Regions from separate parts of the Mus musculus genome. Here all the other regions are linked to region 2. Evidence: chromatin loops called from intact Hi-C (ENCODE). Cell type or tissue: heart. All regions are shown on one strand. Links, peaks and the distances in the headings refer to the core of each region. The heading gives the core; the rest is flanking DNA.

Region 1 (7,618 bases), core at 1,718-5,717, 220 kb before region 2:
ATCCTAACTTGTCTTCTATGCTTAACCTTCTTTTACAGCTTTTAAATTTTGTTGGTGAGGCTTTCCTCTAAGTTTTTTTCCTTCCTGGAGTTTTCATTTCCAATTTCCCCTCGGCTTGGTTTCCTTCAGTGATTCTATTTCCGCTTCCATGCCTTGAGTTGCTTCCTTCATTTTATTCCAGTATTTGTTGAGCATATTCATAATAGGTATTTTGAAGTTCTTATCTTATGCTTCAGTTTTATTACATTTCTTGGGTCTCCATTAATAGGGCTTCTGGGTTCTAGGGGAGACACGTTGTCCTGGCTGTTATTGATTGTGTTTTTATGCTGGTGTCTAGGCATCTCAGTTTGGGATGATTGTAATTCTGGAGACATATATTTTTTCTTGACTTCACTAGTTAGGTGTTCTATGCTTTGGTTCCTGTTGCTGTCCCTGAATCTTAGGGGAAAATGTGGGTATGGATTGCCTTGTATGGAGTACAAGTCCCTGCCCGGTATGGGCACTGGGGATCGGGGTAGAACATGTTTCTAGGTATCAGTGGATTGATGTGAAGGATTGAGGACACACTAGGAGGGGGACAAGGTCCACAGGAAGGAGGAAAACTGTTTCTGCCAGGGAGGGGAGTCAGAGAGGGATGCCAGGTCTGTGCAGGTGATCTCCTACAGAGCTAGTGACACTGGGGAATCTGCAGTGGAGAACAGGGAGGAGAGTGAACATCTCCTACCTGATACCCAGGCCAGCGTGGCCAGAGGGTTCCCAGGTAGTGCATGCCCTCTGGCATTGGCAGCTGACACAAAGGGATGAGGCAAGGGAGGAAGGCTGGGTCCCTCAAAGGTCTGCAGTGTCCCCAAGGAATACTGGTGGTTTTGATAAGGTATTACAATCAGGTGTGGATTGATGAACAAGAAACTACCAGATAAGTTTCACCTTCTGGAAGTGTACAAACACTTTATCCTGCATTTTGGAATTAAACAGAACTCGAAAGCATGACACAAAACAATCGTGTAAAATATATGGCACGTGTTATCCAAAATGATAACTATTATGTTGGACTCAATGTTGTTCTTATTTGGGGGGGGGGCTTTTTTTGTGGTTTGCTTTTATGTTTGGTGTTTGTTTGTTTGTTTGGTTGGTTGGTTGGTTGGTTGGTTTTTCGAGACAGGATTTCTCTGTATAGCCTTGGAACTCACCCTGTAGACCAGGTTGGCCTCAAACTCAGAAATCCGCCTGCCTCTGCATCCCGAGTGCTGGGATTAAAGATGTGCGCCACCACTGCCCAGCTCAATGTTGTCGTTTTTTTAACAGAGCCCACTTAATCTATATCTTTATGCTCTTGCTTATACAAGACCTATGTGGATATCCTCTAAGAATCTTTCTTCAGGGTTAAAGTTAAAAGTGCTTCGCATCCTTGCCGAGGACCCATATACAGTACTCAGCATCCACAGGGTGGCTTACAATCATCAGTAATTTCAGTTCGGGGGTGGGGGTGGGGATCTGACGGTGTCTTCTGTGTCTTCTTGCCTTTTCAGATACCAGGCATATAAATAGTACATAGGCACACTTGCAGATGAAATGCACACACATATTAAACAGATAGATAGATAGATAGATAGATAGATAGATAGATAGATAGATAGATAGAAAGGAGAAGACATAGATGTAAAACAAAACCCTGCCTCTACAGTGTTAGAAAAATAGATCCAATATAGCTTATGCTGCTCCCTCCACCCTCTTCTCCCCTCCCCCACCCAGCCCCTTAGAGTGAGTTGATAATATTTTATTGGTCTGCTCCTCTAGAGGTGGCTGGAACCTAGTGTCTCAGTGTTCACAAATATGATACATAGAGATGCCACTCTGTAGAGTGGAAGCCAGCCCGGTCACATGGAAAGGATTCACTGGGAAGTAGCGTGGGTACCTGTATGAACAGGAAGCCAGAAGAGAAAAACTGATCAGTAATACTGTAAAACTTGTGACATCATCAGTGACAGCTTGAGAAAATGAGTATGACACCTCTGGGTACTGATAAGAGTCACAGAAGCTCCCAGTTCCCTTGATCAGCCCCTTGTCCCATCTTGACAGCTGAGTGAATCAAGACCTACAAGCACTTAGGCCAGACAAACGTCCTGATTTTCTGTTCTATGAGCTCTTCTCAATGTATTCGCAAGTGCTTCCAAATGTTTGGGTTGTCGTCCACCTCTGCCATTCCTTAGGAAATAGAAGGAAATATGGAATACTGTCGGTTATTATTTTTTTTCTGTCAGATTTTCTCTGTATGGTAGATTATTTAAACCACTGAAACTTCCCCTCTCATTCTCTTCATTCATATAATGTGACATGGCAGATCACCTCCTTCAATGAGAGTTAGTCTGTATCCCTACACTTTGAATATGTGTTGGTCACATGGCTCATTTTGACCAATAGGACATTAGTAACTGGATATAAGCAGAGGCTTGCAAAGCATTTGTATATCAGCGCTCACCGTCTCGCTGAGTTTGGAGCAGCACCAAGACACACCATAGGAGAACAACCCATGTTAAGTTGTTGAAGGTGTCTGATGACTGGGGTTGGGTGGTGAATACTAGCCAGTGACCACTAGACATTAGATGTGGATAGAGCCATCCAGGGTCATAAAGTCACCATCAAAATCAATAGTTTACCGCAGAGCCCCTGAAGCACTCAGGGAGGATCAGAAATGAACTTGCCCATGTCAAGACAGTAATCCAACTGACTCATAGAACTGTAAGCTAAGTCATGAGGATTAAAATAAAGGCTCTCCCACAAGGCTGCCCATCCACCACTGGGTGATAAATCACACACACCCCCAGGGTTTGCAGCTTACAACAATCAATACTATCCCCTCTTTTTCCAATATAGGGATCTAAGCACGTGGTTGCTTTAGGCTCAAGTTCCATAAGGCTGAAGTCAAGATGGCTGACGTTACAGCCGTTTCAATACTTCGGCAGGCCTCAGGTCTCTGCCGACTGTCTGTCTGATGGAGGTATCATTTTTCTTGCCACATGCGTCTCTCCAAAAAAATTTTTTTATAACACGGCAGCGTGCTTCCCAGAGCAGAAGCAACTGGGAGAGTTCCCAGAAGGTGCAATCTTTTTATAACTGACTCATAGAAGTAATACCTTCTCGTTTGCACCGAAGCTATTAAAAGCTACTAAAAGTGGGTCACGAAATCTAGGCCCTGAACAAGGTGAGGGAGGCACAGAGGGTGTGGTGACAGAAGAAAGTGTCAGTCTTTAAGGCTGACTATACACACACTCAGAAAAAACCCTGCTTTTTCTCTAGAAGTTGCCACAATACCAACTTGTTATCCTGAGGTTTGTCACATGTTGCTCAACACCAGACAACCAGGACACCCAACAAAGGAAAAACATGGCAAGAAATAGTCTGAAAATTGCAGTTATTTTTTCATCAAACCAACCATATTTAACACACATTTAAATATAGACTATGTAGAATGTAGAAAGAACATTGAAACATTATAGTGAGAAATAAAATTAAGCAGAGCTAATCTTTTAGATAGATTAAGAGAGAGAGATATGGGTGGGTGGATGGATAGATAGATGGATAGATAGATAGATAGATAGATAGATAGATAGATAGATAGATAGAGATATATACTTGTGTATTTTCATATGTATGACTGCTTCGCCTGCATGTATATATACTGTGGGTTTGTCAGGTTCTTAAGGAGGCCAGAAGAGGTCATCAGATTCCTTGGAATAACCAGGGATTGTGTTTGGTAGGAATGAAACCTAGTCCTCTGCAAAAGCATTCAGTGCTGTTATGCACTAAGCCATCCTTAGATCTAGTCTTACATGTTGTAATAGAAAATTCTAAGTATATCTTCAAAGAACACAGGTAGCTTTTGCACATTTTTAAATCACAGCCATGACACAATCTGTGTGGGGAGGAGGTGGGTGTATGTGTGTTTGGTGTCCCTTCAGGTGTCACAGCCAGCAGTGAAATGACCTGGGAAGAGGTGAAAAATGAAAATTCAGCTCGTCTTAGACTGGACCAAACTTTAGGAGTCTCACACCAGGCAATTTATTGCCAGCATATAGGGTATAGATTGGGGGAAGAAAAAAAAAAGCTTTCTGGTGTAATACAAACCCCTGTGCACAAGGAGGCGTAATTACATCAAAACTCAACTCAAAGACCATGTCATTTCTTCCAAGAAGATGGGCTCTAGAGATTTGGGCCTTAAAGCCTAAGGACAGATCTGTCATGGTCTCATTCGTACAGATAGCGTCAAGGTGGCTATTAGCCACCTCTGGTCCTGGTTGTGGGAGCTTGGGGGAGCCTCTGGCTATACAGATAAGGGTTGTTTAGACTGTTAGAGAGCCCCTACACTGTAATGTGAGGATCATTTAGATTTCAAGCTAATTGTGGTTCTGGTTGTGAGAGCCTGGTACGGCCAGGCCCAATTGATAACACAGCTCACCAGGCTGTTAATTGCCTGCAAATGCCCAGCCTTCTTGATGGAAGAATAGGTTTTACATTCTTTCCTGTTTAGAAGACAATTCCGAGAGTTTAGCATTTCTGGTTCCTCTGGGGGTCTGGGGGCATAAGGACCTTCATGTTCCCAACAAATTAGGGCCATAGCTTGGGAGTATCACCAATGTGGTATATGTGTAGGGTGGAGAGGATGTGGGAGAACAGACAGAAAGAGCTCAAATGTAGTTACAGATGCTAGCTCCTGTTGCTGCTCTGCTCCTGGCTGTAGTGGAGATGTTGGTTTCTTTAATCACAGAAATCTTACAGGAATGTTTTTGTTTGAGTGCCCGGTGTGGGATATGGGGCGGCTTTCGAGTGTCCACAGCAGCTGACTGTGATTTGCCCCATGTTCTGGTGGGGGCATGATGCTGCCAGTCACAGATAATTCCTGAAAATGTATGACCTTTGGAATTCTCGGGACTCTTGAGAGGGTATAAAAATGCTAGAGCCCCGAGAGAGGTGGTGGCTGGTGCTGCTGTCGCTGCTGCCCCTGCCCCTGCCCTGCCCCTGTTGCCCCTGCCCCCACCCTTTTCCCCTCCACACCCCACCCCCACTCCTGCCACTGCTCCCACTGATGGCTGGTTGCTGATTGCAGATTGCTGCTTGGAGATATCCTGCTAAGAGGAATCAACAGTGCCCTCAAGGAACTCAAGGACACTAATCAGCAGGAAGTAGCCTGTGAAGATCAATGCCCCCCCCCCTTGTTCTCCTCTATCCGTCTTTCTCTCTTACCCAGTGTTAGGGGGTAGGAAGGGATTGGGGTGGAGAAGGATATTAAGAAAAGGAACCCATTAAGTAACCAAAAGTCTGCCTACACCTTGCCAATAATGTGACCTTAAAAGCAACTAGCAACTGTGCTGTAGCCTCATTACCTACAAAAAAAAAAAGTGAGGTTGAGATTATGACTCCCAACATGCTTTGCAGAACCTTAGAAACGGAACCATTTAACTTTCTGGGTTTCTGTGAAATAATTTTAAACATTTAAGAGGTTGGGCTATTGAAGGAGCAAAAATGTCCTCTGGTTGTCGATCAAGGACAAACTCCTCTTTTTATCCCACCATCTTCCAATGTAGAAATCCTTCCTGTAAAATAATTGACAAACGTCCTCAAGTCTCTGCTTCACTATCTCTGTGAAAACTCGGTCTTTCGGAAGAGGGCCATGCACTCCGTTCCTGGGTAGCTATAGCACTGCTTTCGTTTTGCTTTTATGTTGAGGCAACGTTTTCTCATTTTCAAATCTCCATCCTCTGTGATGATGTGTGAGTTAGACATGAGCCTGGTTCTTTTTCTTTTCTTTCTTTCTTTTTTTTTCTTTTTTGGTGTTTTGAGACAGGATTTCTCTGTGTAGCCCTGGCTGTCCTGGAACTCACTCTGTAGACCAGGCTGGCCTCGAACTCAGAAATCCACCTGCCTCTGCCTCCCAAGTGCTGGGATTAAAGGCGTATGCCACCACGCCCGGCTGAGCCTGCCCGGTTCCTTTACGCCAAACAATGTGAAGTGCCAGAGGATGTGAGTTTTGTGCCTGTCACTATTGTGTGAATCTTCAAACCCTGCTGCGGCAGCACTTGTTTCCTGTGCAGTTTGAGTAGTTTTGGCCCCCATAGATTTCTGTGTTTCAGTGCTTGTCCATAGGAAGTAGCACTTTTAGGAGCTGTGGCCTCGTCGGAGTAGGTGTGGCCTCATCAGAGTAGGTGTGGCCTCGTCGGAGTAGGTGTGGCCTTGTTGGAGGAAGTGCGTCACAGCTTTGAGATCTCCTATGCGCAAGCTCCACCCAGTGTGGAATCAGAACCTCCTCCCAGCTGCCTTAGGATCAAGAAGTAGAACTCTCAGCTCCTCCAACACCATGTCTGACTGCGTGCTTCCGTACTTCCCACCATGATAATAATAGAAGCTCTGAAACTGTAAGCCAGTCCCAATGAAATGAGTTGTCTTGGTTGTGGTGTCTCTTCACAGCAATAAAATTCCCAGCTAAGACAGTTCCCTCTTTGCAGTCCATGTGACTCTTGGTTGTTGACTAGGAACATGGCTCAGAATCTCTCTTCAGGATCAGAATATGTGCTTCTCCGTTATGCAAGCTCCAAAGAAGAGGCTCAAGGAACAAGCAAGTTTACTGGGCTTCAGACCCCTCACCTGTAGAAACCGCATTTGAGCTAAACTTGCCAAAGAAATGGGTGTGACCTCTGGATTGGGCATGGCGGGAGAGGCTGCAAGTGCCCCTTGGCTCCTGAATTCTTCAGGTTGTATGCAACAAGCTCTTCTCAACAACTCCCAGAACTGCATACAATTAAAGTCAGACTGTTTGGCGCTGCGCTGTGAGTTTCAAAATGTTTGCTGCCTCTACTAATACCACCCCCCTTTCAATGTTATCAGAGAGTCAAGAAGCAGTTCAAGTCCCTGCCCCTGCAATCTAAACTCACTGTGTATTATGGCTAAGATCTGAAATGGCCTCCAAAGCTTATACATTGAAGTCTTGGCACCACTGCGTCAGCGTTCAGCTGGGGGCCTTTGAAAGCCATAGATAAGTTCATCAATGGACATAACCACTGATGGATTTGTTGAGTTAACAGGCTACTGGTCAGGAATGTAAACTTAAGAAAACAGAGCATAGCTGAGAGATATAGGTCATTGGGGAGGTCCTTAAAGGGTCTGTGGTGTCCCCAGCTCCCTCCCCACTGCTTCCTGGCTTTTATGAGGTAATGCTCTTTGAGTGGCTGGATGCTGTCATGGTCCAGAGACACAGGCCTAGGGACTGTGGACTGCACTCTTGCAAAGTGAGTGTTTCTGTATCTAAGGTTGTTTTGCTCAGCTACGTTTGTCACATGCTGTCTACTGACTAACAAACTGTCTCAGGCAGGAGCACCCAGTAAACCAATCTGAGCCTGCAGGGTTTTGAGTAGATCAAGGTCTCCCAACCTCCTTTTCTTTACCCTCATATTTCATATTTTATAATATGAACTGCCCTCCTCACTACAGTCCTCTAATGCATGTGCACACTCTCAAAATATGAGTCTCCCAGTTTCTTTGCATTTCCTCTTCTCCAAACCAAGTAGAATGGATTTTTCTCTCAATACATTTACAGAAAGGAAAACATTAATCCCAACCACCCATC
Region 2 (7,618 bases), core at 2,244-6,243:
GGCGACTAGGGGATGAACAGCAATGCTCTCTGTAAGGCGGCCACTGTGTTTCCTACGTCCCTTCATTGTTCAGAGAGTGGCTTGATAAGCCCACGGGATGCCTGGGAATTCTTCCAGGTCTTGTGAGCCCACTGTTTGCAATTTTCTACTGGGCATTTTGCAGTCACATTAGACCCAAAGGAGACAACCGGGAAACGTACTAGGAATGATGGGATTTTCCACTGCTGGAGGAGAACACTCGTCATTCAGAGACAGCCCTTTCTAGCTCTGTTTCTTTCTCTTTCTCTTTCTCTTTCTTGGGCATGGAAGGGTGGAAGATAAGGTCTCACTATGTAGCTTTGGCTGTCCTAGAACTTCCTACATAGACCAGGCTGGCCTTGAATTCATAGATATCTTCCTGCCTCTCTTCCCCCCAGAGCTAGGGTTAAAGGTGTGTGCTATCAAGCCCAGCACTAGTATCTTAAAGATAGCGAAAAGCAGTTTGTCTTAGTTAGGGTTTTACTGCTGTGAACAGACACCAAGACCAAGGCAAGTCTTATAATAAACAACATTTAATTGGGGCTGGCTTACAGGTTCAGAGGTTCAGTCCATTATCATCAAGGTGGGAGCATGGCAGTATCCAGGCAGGCATGGCGCAGGAGGAGCCGAGAGTTCTTTGTCTTCATCCAAAGGCTGCTAGTGGAAGACTGACCCAGGCAACTAGGGTGAGGATCTTATACCCACACCCGTAGTGATACACCCATTCCAAACAGGTCACACCTATTCCAACAAGGCCACACCTCCAGATGGTGCCACTCCCTGGTCCAAGGATATACAAACCATCACACAGTTGTATACAAACTCAATTTTAACTGAGATGATTTTTACCCCCAAAATTGGAGACCCAAGGAATCTGATGTCTTCATTGAAATTTGAACGTGACAATGCTCTTGTTTCTCTCCTTTGCCTGTATTAACCTCACAATGGGGACAAACAGCTTTGCAGAATAGACGTGGCATCCACGTTGGACACAAAGGGAGCCTGGAAGATACGGGGACTCCAGAAAGACCCAAATCCCTGCTTCTTTCAAATATAATCTCTCCTGAGTTTGAAGAATCTACTTTTAGAATCATATTTATAGAAGGAAATGTGTTTTAAGCAGATGTACACTGGAACACAATGCAAAATCTAAAACAGATCTGGAGGTATAGGGGGCTGACATGGAAACCTGAGAGTAGAAAGGAAGAAAAAATTTTAAATACGGTTTGAAATTTTCATCTGGTGTGGATGCGTGTAAAACCCCAAATTTGCAGTCTGGAGAGATGGCTCCATGTTCAAGAGTGCTCAATGTTCTGCCAGATAATAAGAGTTTGGTTCCCAGCACCCACTACTCCAGGGAATCTAACACCCTCCAGGCCCCCAAAGGGCACACACACAGTGTAAACAGACTTACACACGAAAATAAAAACAAACCTGACCAAGCCAGCTCAGTCAGTCAACTGGGTCTCCAGGGAGGGAGTGAGGATTGAAAAGAAAAAGCCAATTAGACAACGCTATAACATGGCTCCAACCACGCTGAGGCTGAAGTGGGTTTATTTTATTTTTTTTATATTTTATTTTATTTTATTCCAGTCTGATTTTATACCATTCTAGGTACATACAAAAAATATAGTCAGTCCTAAGACATAAACAGAGTAGCTAAGGAACAAGCAAGGCATAAACAAAGGTCCCACGATTACTGTACTCAGAGTCTTAACAAGACCCATCCAGATAAAAGGACATAGACCTCAGCAGGATTCATCTTGAGCCTACTTCCTTGTGCTATCCCGATGTCAAAATTCCTGCCAAATTCCTAGAAGGCAGCCCCAAAAGCTCTTCACACAAAGCTTTGAAAAAAATCTTTTGTATCAAACTTCGTTTATGAAACCTAACCCGTTCCCTCACGGGTTTATGGGTTGTGTCAGCCTCACATGGAGTCCCCCTTTAACCTCGCTTGCCCGCTGCCTTCCTTCAACCCTATCAAAAGCCGCGAGCTCCTCCTGGTGCCCAGCCAGTTCCTTGGGATGTGGGGTGCAGATGATTGGTCTGAAACTGGAGGCAAACTGAAGCCCAGGTCTTAGCAAAATAAAAGTTCATTTCTCACTCACATAAAATCCAAAACAAGGCTTTCTGGCTGCATGGCAAAAGAGGGGTGGAGATGGAGGAAGACCCTTACCCATACTGTCATTTGAAACTCTAAAGTGGGAGTCTCTAGGACTTTCTCTATGGGGCCTCTAAGATCATCCAGGATGCCCCTGCAGCTGCAAAGGGCGAAAGCCCAGAGAGCGTGCCATTACTTCAAGTCACATTCCACTGACAAGAATTACTCAGAGCCCCATCTGGTTGTAAGGGAGGGCTGGGCTTAGAAAAACAGGTTGAGATTTGTGTGTGTTGTCAGAAAGACAGTCTGCCATCTTTGCTATAGCAAAGTACAAAGGGAGAAAGAAATGAACCACACCCAGGACAGCGAGCAGGCTTGTCGTAGTTAGAAATCACGTCTCTGGGAGAGGAAAATAGGTAGACAAAGGCAGGTAGCTATTAGAGGAAGATTCGTGCCTACTAGTTAAGAATTTTACTTTGAGTTAGCCATGAATTAGACCTTGAAAGAAGCATCAGTCCCACGTGCCTTCCTAATAAGGAAATTCATGATTTTAAAAAGGAGCCGTGGCGTCACTAAGGACTCTTCATGAAACCCTCACAGCCTTTCCAGTTCCCGTCAGTCAGTGTGCGACTGCTGTGGTGGACTTTCAGAACATTGCTGGGGATGGTGGACTGCCATCCATGTTCATTCCTGCCTGTGAAGTTCTTGATTCTTCTCCTTTCTTCTGACCCTTACCATCTGTCTCTAAATTCCCCGGCACACCCCCTGATCCCTCACCCCACCCCCTACCCCACCCCTGCCGCCATGACTGCTGGGACTCATTTTGGCACAACAGTCGGCAACTCAGTGATTATCACCCATCTATTCAGTGCAGAGAAAATGTCATTTACTTCTCTAGGCCTGTATGACATTGCACCAACCATAAATTAATCTTCACCACACAGCACTCGAGGGTGACATTTTGACACCTTTTTTAACATGTCAAAAAAAATACAATTTCCTTTCAAATAAGTCAATACAAAAGATTTGTCACTGTTCTCCATGACAATTTATTACATCTTGATCAACATTCCCTATTTTTAGGGGGCCAAGCGGGGAGGAATCTTTGACTTTATAATAGGGATCAACGGGAAAAGGAAATTTGCTTCATAGAAATTCACATCTGCAGTCAACTTTAGTCTTTAATTCTTTTATTTAGTGTGTGTGTGTGTGTGTGTGTGTGTGTGTGTGTGTGTGTGTGTGTGTGATATAGCGCACGTGTGCAAGTCAGAGGACAACTTGCAAGGTTGCTTCCCTCCTTCTGGCTTGTGGGTTCTGAGCATTGAATTCGGGTTGTCCGGTTTGGAGATGAGTGCCTTCTCCTTCTGAGCCATAATCTTGCAGGCTCCACAGTCAACCTTCCGACACTTGCACTTGCTCCGTAATAGAGATGTAGGGGCTTCGTCCTTAAAATGTTTGTGGAGCAAACAGGAAGAACTTCTGAGTTTAGAACACATAAAAACACACATACACACACACTTGTACGCATAAGCCACATTTAAAAAAATAATTTAAAAACAACATAATAGTACATTCACTCTATCTACTGTTTTAATTTTCTGTAGATTTCAAAAATTTGATTTTTGGTCCCCCCATGCTGGAGAATCACTGTTGTTAGTGCGCCATCTAGTGGGTATGTTGCATGATTTAATTTTTTATTTTTTTTATTTTTTTTATTTTTTATTTTTTCCTTAGGCTTTGTTGGGGTAGAAGAGGCTTTCAACGATCCAATGAGCTCTCTTTGGAAGGACATGGGGATCAGACTGTTGTATAACACAGACAATGGCAAAATGTGGAATCATCCAAAAATTTACCAGCGAGCCACAGAAATCCTTACTTAGTCAATATAATTGAAGAATGAAAGATCAGAACAAGTCAACGTATTCGTTGGGTGATCATACAGAAGGCACAAATCACCTGCACACCAGCAGTTTACCTAAAGCCTAAATACGGTAAAATGTGTTTGACACTACACGTAAATTATAGTTAGCTTTATTCTTGATCTGAAAGGATACTTTTAGGTCCCCACAGATCTACTCTTTAAATAGATATGCTCTATGCTAAAGAACCAAGGTGTGTCTCTGAGCTTTCTGCTTGCTTAAAGTTAAAGTTAAAAGTGATGATCTTGTATTTGTCAAGGAGCAGGGTGTGAAGGACGGTGCGTTTGTCACTTTAATTGACCCTTTGCGGATCTATACCTATTTTCACACGCTCCTATATATTGACGTTTAGTACTGAATACTCAATAAAGACAGAGATAAATGAGAGCCATTTGTGCTGCTTAGTTATAGACTGGCCTTCAGAGCCCTGCTTTTCCATCGCTACGTAAAGGGGGAGGGGCTTCCTTCCGCAGCTCCGTGGTCTTTCACAGACAGTGTATGAGGGAAGGCACAGCGGCTGTATGCGAGGACAAAACCACAAAATCGTGCGCAGCGGCCATGTAAAGATAATATGGAGAACGGGCATAAGAATGGGTGGCCGCATGCTCGCCCAGACACAGAGCAGACACTGTGTCACTCTTACCATGACAGATGTTGCAATCATGATTATGAAGGAACCATTGTCACGTATGCAATTGTTGCAGGAGACTTGCCTTTAAGTAGACGCTGAGAAAGGGAGACCAGAACCTGTCACTCACATTCTTAATATGGGGGAGGGGAAACACTCTGATGCTTTGCCCCCTTTGATCTTGTCAGCAAACTGGCAGAGAGCCTTTGACAAGTGAAGTGTCTGGAGTTAAGTAAGACCCACTCCTGAGTAAGACCTAAGTGTCTGATTCCGAAGGCCCTGTTCACAGATGTGGCCGAAAGTACCTTAAAGCCATGTACCGGATGCACACACTGTGTGTGATTCTCAATGACACGCACTCAGGAGCCGGGGAGCCAAGCGGACTTTTCCTAGTTGCAGCAATGAAGCCATCAGGTGGGCAGAGCATCCACAGCAGTTAACCTGGACATGCTATCGATTGGGTCAGTAATGGCTGACCTGCTGATGTGGCAGAAGCCAGGCTTACAATCACTGGGGAAACATGATCTTTAAATGCTGAGGTAGATACATGCTTTGCCAGGGTTTTTAAAGGATGTAGATATCACCATTCGGGCATATTTACTCCTTCAGGTTTCCTCCCAATGACCAACATCCAGAATGTCTTATAACATGCATTACCGTACAGCAGTTTTAACCAATGTCCGTTACCAATGTCCGTTAGACCAAGATATCAGGTTAGTAATTTTACCTGACACGAGCGCTGTGCCATACAATGGCCCAAGTTTGAAGGTTGAGACCTCAAGGATAAAGTTCTCTGTTGTTATCATGTACAATTTATAAAGTGTGTTCATTTGTACTGCATGCTTTTCTAAGCTACATACTAGCTCAGCACCATGCTAAGCCACTGGCTTAAAAGATCATAAATAGCCCAGAATGCATTGATACATTGCAACCAGAGAATAATTGGGTAGAGTTTGTTGAAAGTATTCTGAAGATCAAATCCTTGCAAGTAGCCAGCTGCTCAAGTCTCTTCCTCCCTGGCCAAGCAGACGCCAACCCTGGGGCCAGGGATGGATTGTCTCTGGACTAAGCCCATCCAGTATTCTTGGGTGAAGATATGCAAAAACAACAACAACAATAAAAAAATCAAAACAAACAAAAAACCCTAAAACCAAACAACAAAAAACAAACAAGCAGAAAGTTTGCCTCCTGGTTAACATGGATAAAAGCAAAGAATAAACCCTTTGTCTTTCCTACTGTTTTGCCCAGGTCAAAGGTCCCATCTCTGGAGAGCACATCGGACATTTGTGACCCTGACTCAGAGAGCATGAGAGCAAAGGTCAGCTGCGGAAGGACAGGGGTCTCTCAACGGATGCTGACTCTGGGTTCCTCCCTGTGACAGAGAGGTCTATTTCCAGGAGTTGCTGATATTACGTTTTCCTGTTAACTTGAACTTCTTTATTAGATCAGACTATATATGAGATATACAGTATGGCCGTTTTTGTAAATCAAAAATTGTAAAGATAAGCAGTTTTATACGATCGCACCGATTTTTTTTTTTTGTATTGATGCAACATTCAAAACCATTTGACTTCTCCAGTGGTCCAAACCTCGTTGTCCAATACTGCCACCCGAAAACACTTAGAGAACATGGGGAGGCGAGGTGCGGGTGGGGGGAGCCAAAGGATCCTTGATGTGCAATCAATGGCATGCTGGTAAGTAAAATCGTGTAGGGGAGGGGCAACTCTGAGGGAGCAGGGCAACTCTGACTGGTCAATGTATGTGTAATGCTTCCTCCTCCTGTGTCCAAGTCAGTGTGTCCCCTCAAGGTCACTGAACAGAGTTAGACACACATGTTTGCTGTCATGACTGGCTCCTTAACCAGCTCCAGCACACCCCTCACTGCCTGTGCCAGGGCTGTGACACTATGCTACAGTGCGCGGAAGTCAGAGATGCTTTTAGAGGGTGATCAATTACTTGTTTCAACACTTATCATTCTTGAGGTTAGACAAAGCTACGAGGAAAGAAAGACACATAATTAGGAGTTGGGGAAACTGACAAGATACGTCTATCTTTTGATCTGTTTAGACCTTATAAGAAAGAGAAATCTCTGAGCAGAGTCAAGAGTCCCCAAACTTGAATTTAAGTGAGTTTTTCAAACTATCTCTTCTGTCACCTAACTCCATCAGTTGTCTCTAAGAGAGCAATTTTCACTGGTTATTGGCTTCTTAAGCAATGAAAGTTCTGTTGCAGCCAAAGATGAAGTATTTGTCTTCCACTTGGGGCCCAAGACCTATATAAATCGTCCCACACAGGGTTACAAATAACACAAATACACACACACACACACACACACACACACACACACACACACACACATCCTGCCCCTTCCTCCCATTCCCCTGCCTCCCCCTTCCACCACTGTATCCTTTTCCCTCCTTCCACTGTTCCTAGTTTTTAAACATTCCTTCAGTCTGTGCCCTGCTGTAAGTCACTCCCTAGTGTGTATAACGTTAGCTTTCTTGCTGTACCTTGACCTGAGAGAGTCCATTTTCTAAAACAGCATCTGGCTCCATTTTGAGTGCAGATGCAAAGGCGGGATGCACCTCATTGTGCATCTACCTAGAAGCCACCCTTCATCCAGCATCACTCACAAGGCTCAGAATGAAGAGGAGTGTATTCCTAGCAGTAAAATGTTTCCACATAGACGACACCAAAGTAGACTGGGAACATGTGAGCACATGAGTGTACTAAAAACACTTGAAAACAACAAAAACTAGGCCCAGGGCTAACTAAAAACACAAGACCAACAAAGGGTACAGCAGATGCCACGGCTGGACACAGCCCACTCAAGCTTCCATCTGTCCATCTGTCTATCCATCCATCCAGATTGGTCCTGCACTTCGCCTCCACATTCTGCAACCTATTTCTCTCTAGATCATCTCAATTTGCTGCCTGACACGACCCTGAGCT
Region 3 (7,618 bases), core at 1,718-5,717, 240 kb before region 2:
TAGGTATTTATAAATTCCTGTTACAGTTTTTAGCTAATTTCCAGGATTTTATAGCCACCTTTTTTTGTTTTTGTTTTTGTTTTCTTTGTTTGTTTGTTTGTTGTTGTTGTTGTTGTTGTTTTTTTTTTTTAGGCAGGGTTTCTCTGTGTAGCCCTGGCTTTCCTGGAACTCACTTTGTAGACCAGGCTGGCCTCGAACTCAGAAATCCGCCTGCCTCTGCCTCCCGAGTGCAGGAATTAAAGGCATGCGCCACCACGCCCGGCTCGAAAGCCACTTTTTAATAACCACAGTTTGGTGTCCTTTTTGCTCACAGGCCACAGTTTCTTACCTGAAAGTCAGTTGGAAAATGCAAAGCTATGGAGTCCTAAAAGTTCTGTTAGAGAACATGAGTGGGTTAGAGGTTGTTGATAATCTTAGTAGCTGTACTTCGTGTAACTAGAAATATTGATTACGGAACATTGCTCAACTGTCTGTTATTACAGAGTAGATAGTAAGTTGATTTTTCTAAATTCTAAAAACTTCAAGACTGCAAAACACCCATCTCCAGAGTCAAACTAAGAATGCTGACTGCACACATATCCTGGTTTTAGTCTCTCTTTATTTAGTCAGATAGAATTTTCAGTGTTGAATAAGTGGTATCTTGTGGAGTATTTTTTAATGGAAATACAGTGATCAAGTCTTAAAATTGGATGTATTGATGGTGAACATCAAGATTCGCCACCGAGATGGGAAGAGTCTCACTTTTCTAAAGTTAGTTTGTAAACAGAAACAGACTTTTCTTTTAAATGTTGACCCCTCATGTACCCCAGCGACCTCTTTCTACTTTGGCATCACACGACTTTGCACTGTGGGCCTCCGTTTTCACCCTCCTGGTGTGACCTTCAGCTTCTTCCACTGAAAGATAAGAATATTATTTTTCCATCCTTCGACTTTAGAGTTAGTTAAGTAAGGACCATGAGATGAGGGGTATGATGCGAGTGGGCCCGTTCTGAAGCTACAGCCTAAGGTGTCTTCTCGGGCACCCCTGCCACCACGAGAACGTTCTTTGGCTCATTGTTCTGAAGAAGCTGAGACACACGCAGAGTGGGGCCACTCCCGATGAAACTGGGCTAGAGCTGCCGGCCACCATCTCACCCACATGAACCCACCACACCTCAATTGTCTATTGCGCTGTGACTTTCTAGCAATCGCTAGGAGATGTAAACTCGCGATGGAGCGGTTGGATTTCCGAATTAAGCTTCACTCACACAATAAGCCTAAATTTCTAAAGTAATAAATGTTAACCATTATTTATAAATTTGGATGGAATCTCTGTACTTAATTGTTCCTCTAGAATTTTGGGGATTTACATTCAATGATCTCTGTAGGCTACTTTCAGTTTGCTCGGATGAGGACATTAGAGCCGTACCATCCTGACAAACCATACTGGCTGATTCACAGCAAAGCTCTTGCTGTCCTCCACACAATGAGGAAAAGGTAAGGAGCTTGGGAGTGGAACTTGATTGGACTTAAGGAGTTGTCCCTAACTCTGGGGTTGGATGCGGTCTGTGTGCTCAGTGTTAGACTGTGAAATGATTGTTCTGATAAAGCATAAATAAAAAGAATGGTTCTACAAAAATAAAACCCCAAAGCTGGAAATCGCATGTTATTTTTTCATAGTCTGCTGTAGAACAAAGTACTTATCTTGTGATGAACACAAAGTGAATCATGGGGTTGTTTTTGTTGTTGGTTTTTTTGGTTTTGGTTTTTGTTTTTTGTTTGTTTGTTTATTTGTTCATTTTGTTTTCGAGACAGGATTTCTCTGTGTATCCCTGGCTGTCCAGGAACTCACTCTGTAGACCAGGCTGTCCTTGAACTCAGAGATCTGCCTGCCTCTGCCTCCCAAGTGCTGGGATTAAAGGCATGTGCCACCACGCCTGGTGTGAGTCTTGTTTTAAGACTTGGAGTCCTTCTAGACTTACAGTGTAAAATTGTGGTCAAGATGAGCTTTGAACTGAGTGACTTCTACTATCCTTTATATTTCCCCCCCCCCCCCCCAGTTATGTCCCTCGCTTGTTAGGCTGTGTTAGTAAGTAGATTCATTGGGTCTAGTGTGATGTTACATGTAGCAGCATGCACATTCCATATTCTGTTCTTGATTAGACTTTTAACAATATCAACTGGAATATATACATTTAAACACCTATGACTCTAATTTGGGCTGAAGAGAAGGTTTAGCAACAGCTTTTGCAGAGCAAGAGGATTTGATTCTCAGCACCCACATGGTAGTTCACAACCATCCATAGCTACAGTTCCAGGGGATCTGACATTCTCTTCTGATGTTCTCGGGCACCAGGTGCACATATGTGCAAGCAAGCAAAGCATTCACACACATAACACTTAAAAAATTATATAGCTTTAGAATGTATCTCTTAGTAGACTAAAACACGCTTGACACTCCCATGTTAGCTCCCATTGAGGACATGGCCTGTTGACTGCATCTCAGGGATGCCCAGCATCACACAGCACAATACCAAAGCACGTCATTACCTGTGTTTCTAATACTATAGGTTACTTTGCTGTGTCTTAAATATTTTAAAGTATTTAAATGAATTTTAAACATTTAGCATTTTAAATAAATGTAAGAAACATATGTTTATACATACATTTTAAATATGTAAGATCACCACAGACACACATGCATATACACACACAGACACACAGACACACAGACACAGACACACACACATATATATATAATATATATATATTATATTATATATATATGTATATATATATATGCTTTTTAATAATATCCTTGGCTTCAGTGTGTAGTAGCACACCCAGGTGTATAGTTTTCATCCTCTATTAATAGTGTTGAGTGACCAGAACCCCCCTCGCTCTATTGTTGATGGACATTTGATTCGTTTCCAGAGTCATGACGCACCGTCAAGGGTGAAAGTCTCTTGCTGCCCCTTTGAGAGCCAGCTCATGGTTTTATTAGTGTAATGCTTATTTAGCCTTCTGGTCTGGGCTGGCTCCTCAAGATCTTTTATCTTCGCTAAGTCCTTGTACTTCCTTCCCCATTATGCACCCTCCAAGCTTAAGTTGGAAACCTGGTTCATTCACGTTTACTTGGTGAAGATGGGTTTGCTGGCCTCAGGTATATAAAGTCAGGAAGATAAAGCCTGAAGCTGTCAAGGAGTAAAAGCCAGCACACGTGTTTCCTTGAAGATAACGAAATTGCTTTCAAACAGTGGTGTGTGGTGCTATTAAGTGTTGATATTTTTGTTTATGTTCTGACTACACTGTGGACAGTGAGTTGCAATCGAGGAAACTAGAGTTCGGGAGCAGCTCTTCAGAGCAGGCATGTAAGAGGCATTCATGTCAGAGACTGCTGGGGTGGGGCTTGGCCTGGACTGAAGACTAAGAACAAGAAACTAACTCTTTCAAGATGAAAGAGTCTTATCCTGTCTTCTAATGAAAAAATAATAGAAACGAGCACATTTCTAACTAGAGCAAAGTAATAGCTATAACCTTTCAAGTTTCTGACTTCTCATAAATTGAACCTCAACACTGACCTAATTGGTCTTTTAATCACTAATGGCGGATTCACACACTTCCCCAGAGGCCAGCTATCTGTTGTATAGAAATACTTTAAAGAGCTGGCCCCTCTATCATGACAATGGGTGAGCCGTCCCTGCCCCTCACCAGCTGTGGCACTCTGGGGTGTAGTCCTTACACCTTGCCTGGGCAGCACAGTAGAACTGGTCATGGGAGAGGAGGCCCAGGTAAGCCAGCCCCCATGGGACTGAGCCGGGGAGAGCTGGCTTGCCACTCCTCCCTTGCCACCTGTGATACTGGGGAGAACTAACTATTCCAGCCCCTCATTGGTTGTAGCACTTGGGAGAGCAGGCCCCACACCTCGCTGGGGCAGCACAGAGGAGCTGGCTCTCGTGGTGAAAGCACAGCTGGGCCAACCCAAGGATGTGCGAGTGGGACAACTGGCCCAGCCCCTCACTGGCTGCAGCACTTGGGAGAGTGGGCCCTGCGCCTTTCCTGGATAGCACAGTGGAGGTGGCTCTGGAGGCATGGGTGCAGGCAAGCCAGCCCTGAGGACAGGAGAACAGAACAGGAGAGCTGACCTTGTCTCTGGCCTACAAGGTATTAGGTGACCTAGCCAGAGCAGTGCTAAAGAGCTCCCCCTGGTGGCACAGGTAAGGGACAGCCCGTAGGCTGACCAGCGTGGGCTGACCAGCTCAGCTACCATCCAGGCCCTAATCCCAGGCTTTGAGTTGACCCACCTCAATATCTACTCATCTGTGAACTTTTGGGACACGTGAACGGGTTGGGTCCTGCTGATCCCAAGCTGCCGATCTTCATGACACAGAGCAACAACAGGATAACCAGGAGACATCCTGGTGATGATCCAGTATTGAGAGTGTGGCCGAAGAAGCCAGAGCCCTTGAGCCAAACCAGTGACTCACTGTAATAAACATTTGGAAGTGAAGATGTGTGGACAGAGGGGTACACTGTGGGACACACACTGTGGCACACTATAGCTTCTACAACGAGATGTTTTCTATGCTTTCGTTTTTTTGTTTGTGTGTGTGTGTGTGCATGTGCGTGTGTGTGTGTGTGCGTGTGTGTGTGTGTGTGTGTGTGTGTGTGTGTGTTTATTTTTGGGGGGGTTGCAAGGGTAGATGTCAGATACAAGGGTCCTAGGAGATGGGTGGGGCTGGGTTTATGATGTGAAACTCACAAAGAATCAATAAAACAGAAAAGGGGGGTACTTTAAGCCAGGCAGCCTGCACCCAAAGCATTAAGGGTTTTAAACACAATCTGGGCTTCTGACAGCCCAGTCAGTGAACTACTAGCCATGGAAGCATGAAGACCCCTGGAAGCTGTGTACACAAAATGAAAACAAGATGAAACCAGGCAGGTGTGATCCCAGCAGTGAGGAGGCAAAGACAGTGGATCCCTCTTGCTCTCTGGCCAACTACACAGGCTTTCTTGGTTCAGTGAGTTGAGGCCAGTGAGAACCTCTGTCTCAAAGGAAAAGGTAGATGACACAAGGTTAGCTTCTATTTCCACATGTATGCACATGAACATGTATACACACACAGACACACACAGAAACACAGAGATGCACATACACAGATAGATAAACACAGACATACACAGACACACATAGACACACACAGACACATACAGAGACACAGAGACACACACAGACAGACACAGATACACCAAGCTACACACACAGACACACAGAGACAGAGATACACACATATATATACAAAGACATACAGAGACATACACAGATACACACATATACACACAGAGAGACAAAGAGATACACGTACACACAGAGATATACACACATATACACAGAGACACGCACTAACACACACAGAAATACACACACATATACAGAGACACACAGATACACAAACATACACAGACAGACACACAGAGACACACATATCAACACACACTGATATAGACACACATATACACACATGTAGACACACAGAGAAATACACACACAGACACATGCTCAGAAACACACATACACACCAATACACAGACACACACATATCAACACACACTGATATAGACACACATACACACATATCCACACATGTAGACACACAGAGAAATACACACACAGACACATGCTCAGAAACACACAGACACACATATCCACACACACAAACAAACATACACACACACAGAGACACACATATATTCAGTTCAACTATAATTTGAGAGCAATAAAGGTGTGTGTGATGTTGAAATGAGTAACAGAGTTAGTTCCAATAGTCCACCTAGGAAAATAACCTCTTTTAGTGAAAGCTATATCATAAAAAACTAATCCCAGAAATGTTTTTGAAACTAAGGAGCCCCTGTCCCCCATCCTTGCTCCCTTTCCCCCCAACCTTCTCCTAGCTAACTTTCAAAGTTGGGGTATTTGTAGTGGCAGGAGAGAGATTGAGAAGAGTCTCCGAGAAGACAACCTGCCAGGCATGCTGGTGTGGGGAGGAAAGCCACACTGAGGTTTGGGCTTTTCAATGAATGGCCTTGTTTGTGTCCTCTGGGTCACATGAAGCAGAAGAGGCTGGCTGCACCCTGCTACACGAAGCCAAGGAAATGCCAGAGGCCCTCGGAGCTGGGTGCTGCAGTGAAGCTGACTCGGTCAGTTCTCACAGTCCTCACAGGTCTGGTATGGCAACTGCAGGCCATGGGCTGTTTGAAAATGGAGCGTTCTCCAAGCCTCCGAAACATACACCATGCTCACGAAGTTATCTCCAGTGCCCCAAGAAGGTAGCTGGTTGGCAAACTGTTTATGGCCTGGTATCAAGACTTCGCTTACTCACTAAGACAATTAGGTAAGATGCTAAACTGTAGACTCAGAAGCAAGTGGTGCTGGCTGGCCTGGGCGGGAAAGAAATGCAGAGTCTCCCCCGAGGGCAATGGGCAGGTACAGGGGTTGGGGGAGAGCAATGGGCAGGTATGGGGGGGGAGCAATGGGCAGCAGGTACAGGGGCGGTTGGGAAATCCAGAGGCAGAGGCTGAGGAAGGGAAGGGAAGGGAAGGGAAGGGAAGGGAAGGGAAGGGAAGGGAAGGGAAGGGAAGGGAAGGGAAGGGAAGGGAAGGGAAGGGAAGGGAAGGGAAGGGAAGAAGGGAAGGGAAGAAGGGAAGGGAAGAAGGGAAGGGAAGAAGGGAAGGGAAGGGAAGGGAAGAAGGGAAGGGAAGGAAAGGGAAGGGAAGGGAAGGGAAGGGAAGGGAAGGGAAGGGAAGGGAAGGGAAGGGAAGGGAAGAAGGGAAGAAGGGAAGAAGGGAAGAAGGGAAGGGAAGGGAAGGGAGGGGAAGGGAAGGGAAGAAGGGAAGGGAAGAAGGGAAGGGAAGAAGGGAAGGGAAGGGAAGGGAAGGGAAGAAGGGAAGGGAAGGGAAGGGAAGGGAAGGGAAGGGAAGGGAAGAAGGGAAGAAGGGAAGAAGGGAAGAAGGGAAGGGAAGGGAAGGGAAGGGAAGGGAAGGGAAGGGAAGGGAAGAAGGGAAGGGAAGGGAAGGGAAGTACATATTGGACCAGAGACATGCATGTAAAAGCTGTTTGATTTCCTCGGGTGAATATTGTCGGGATTAAAGAACCAATGAATGTTAGTTAACTGAGCAGGCCAAATTATCAAAACAAAACAGAGCAGAAACCTAAGTGACTTATTAGCCTACTCCTGGGCAATCTCTTTAAAATTCTTATCTTTCCCCCTCCCCCCAATAATTAGTTTCAAGAATTGTAAGTCAGAGATGAATTATTCATTCCCTTTCCAGAACCTAAGCAGAAATTATGAGATCAAGATAATCATGCAAAAACTATGGCTGAAATTAAAAGGGAAAGATTTGAATTCTCAAAATAACAACACATAACGAACACCCCAGCAAGGCCACTTCAAAATCTGTTTTTTCAAGCCACACAGTTCTGACAGTTGCCAGTAGAGGGGGCTTAGAGGGTCAGCTGACTTGACTATGCCTTGCTAGAAGATTCAATCAACTTAAAGTAAGCCCTCCTTTCTCTATTTACCGAGCCTAATTCTTATTTAATTTCTGGACTTAATGGGTTTAGCGGACAGATTTGTGTAAT

Evidence for each region. A loop is a pair of places that touch in the nucleus more often than their neighbours do. Peaks named below come from ENCODE experiments on the same cell type or tissue, not always from the same donor. Only the 100,000 strongest peaks of a DNase experiment are listed, where the experiment ranks them.
Region 1: it touches region 2 in a loop (7-fold over the local background); 12 of 42 quality-filtered maps call a loop at or near these places.
Region 3: a loop joins it to region 2, with 3 times the contacts of the local background. A loop is called at or near these places in 3 of 42 quality-filtered maps.

What each region holds. Positions count from the first base shown.
Region 1 is chr15:96,965,857-96,973,474 of GRCm38, forward strand. No RefSeq gene overlaps it. Among named protein-coding and RNA genes, the nearest start is that of Gm32840, 74 kb to the right of the region's middle. In heart, for the core only: a CTCF peak has its summit at 4,134; no DNase peak of the experiment used is centred there; H3K27ac peaks cover 1,309 bases.
Region 2 is chr15:97,184,255-97,191,872 of GRCm38, forward strand. Gm33253 (a long non-coding RNA gene) reads left to right here. Exons shown (of 4, transcript XR_003951518.1): 3 at 3,854-4,110; 4 at 5,915-6,284. Gm33205 (a long non-coding RNA gene) reads right to left here. Exons shown (of 4, transcript XR_875636.1): 4 at 3,161-3,564. Among named protein-coding and RNA genes, the nearest start is that of Gm33253, 5.1 kb to the left of the region's middle. In heart, for the core only: a CTCF peak has its summit at 3,759 (motif pointing left); no DNase peak of the experiment used is centred there; H3K27ac peaks cover 110 bases.
Region 3 is chr15:96,944,483-96,952,100 of GRCm38, forward strand. No RefSeq gene overlaps it. Among named protein-coding and RNA genes, the nearest start is that of Gm32840, 96 kb to the right of the region's middle. In heart, for the core only: a CTCF peak has its summit at 4,190 (motif pointing left); no DNase peak of the experiment used is centred there; H3K27ac peaks cover 244 bases.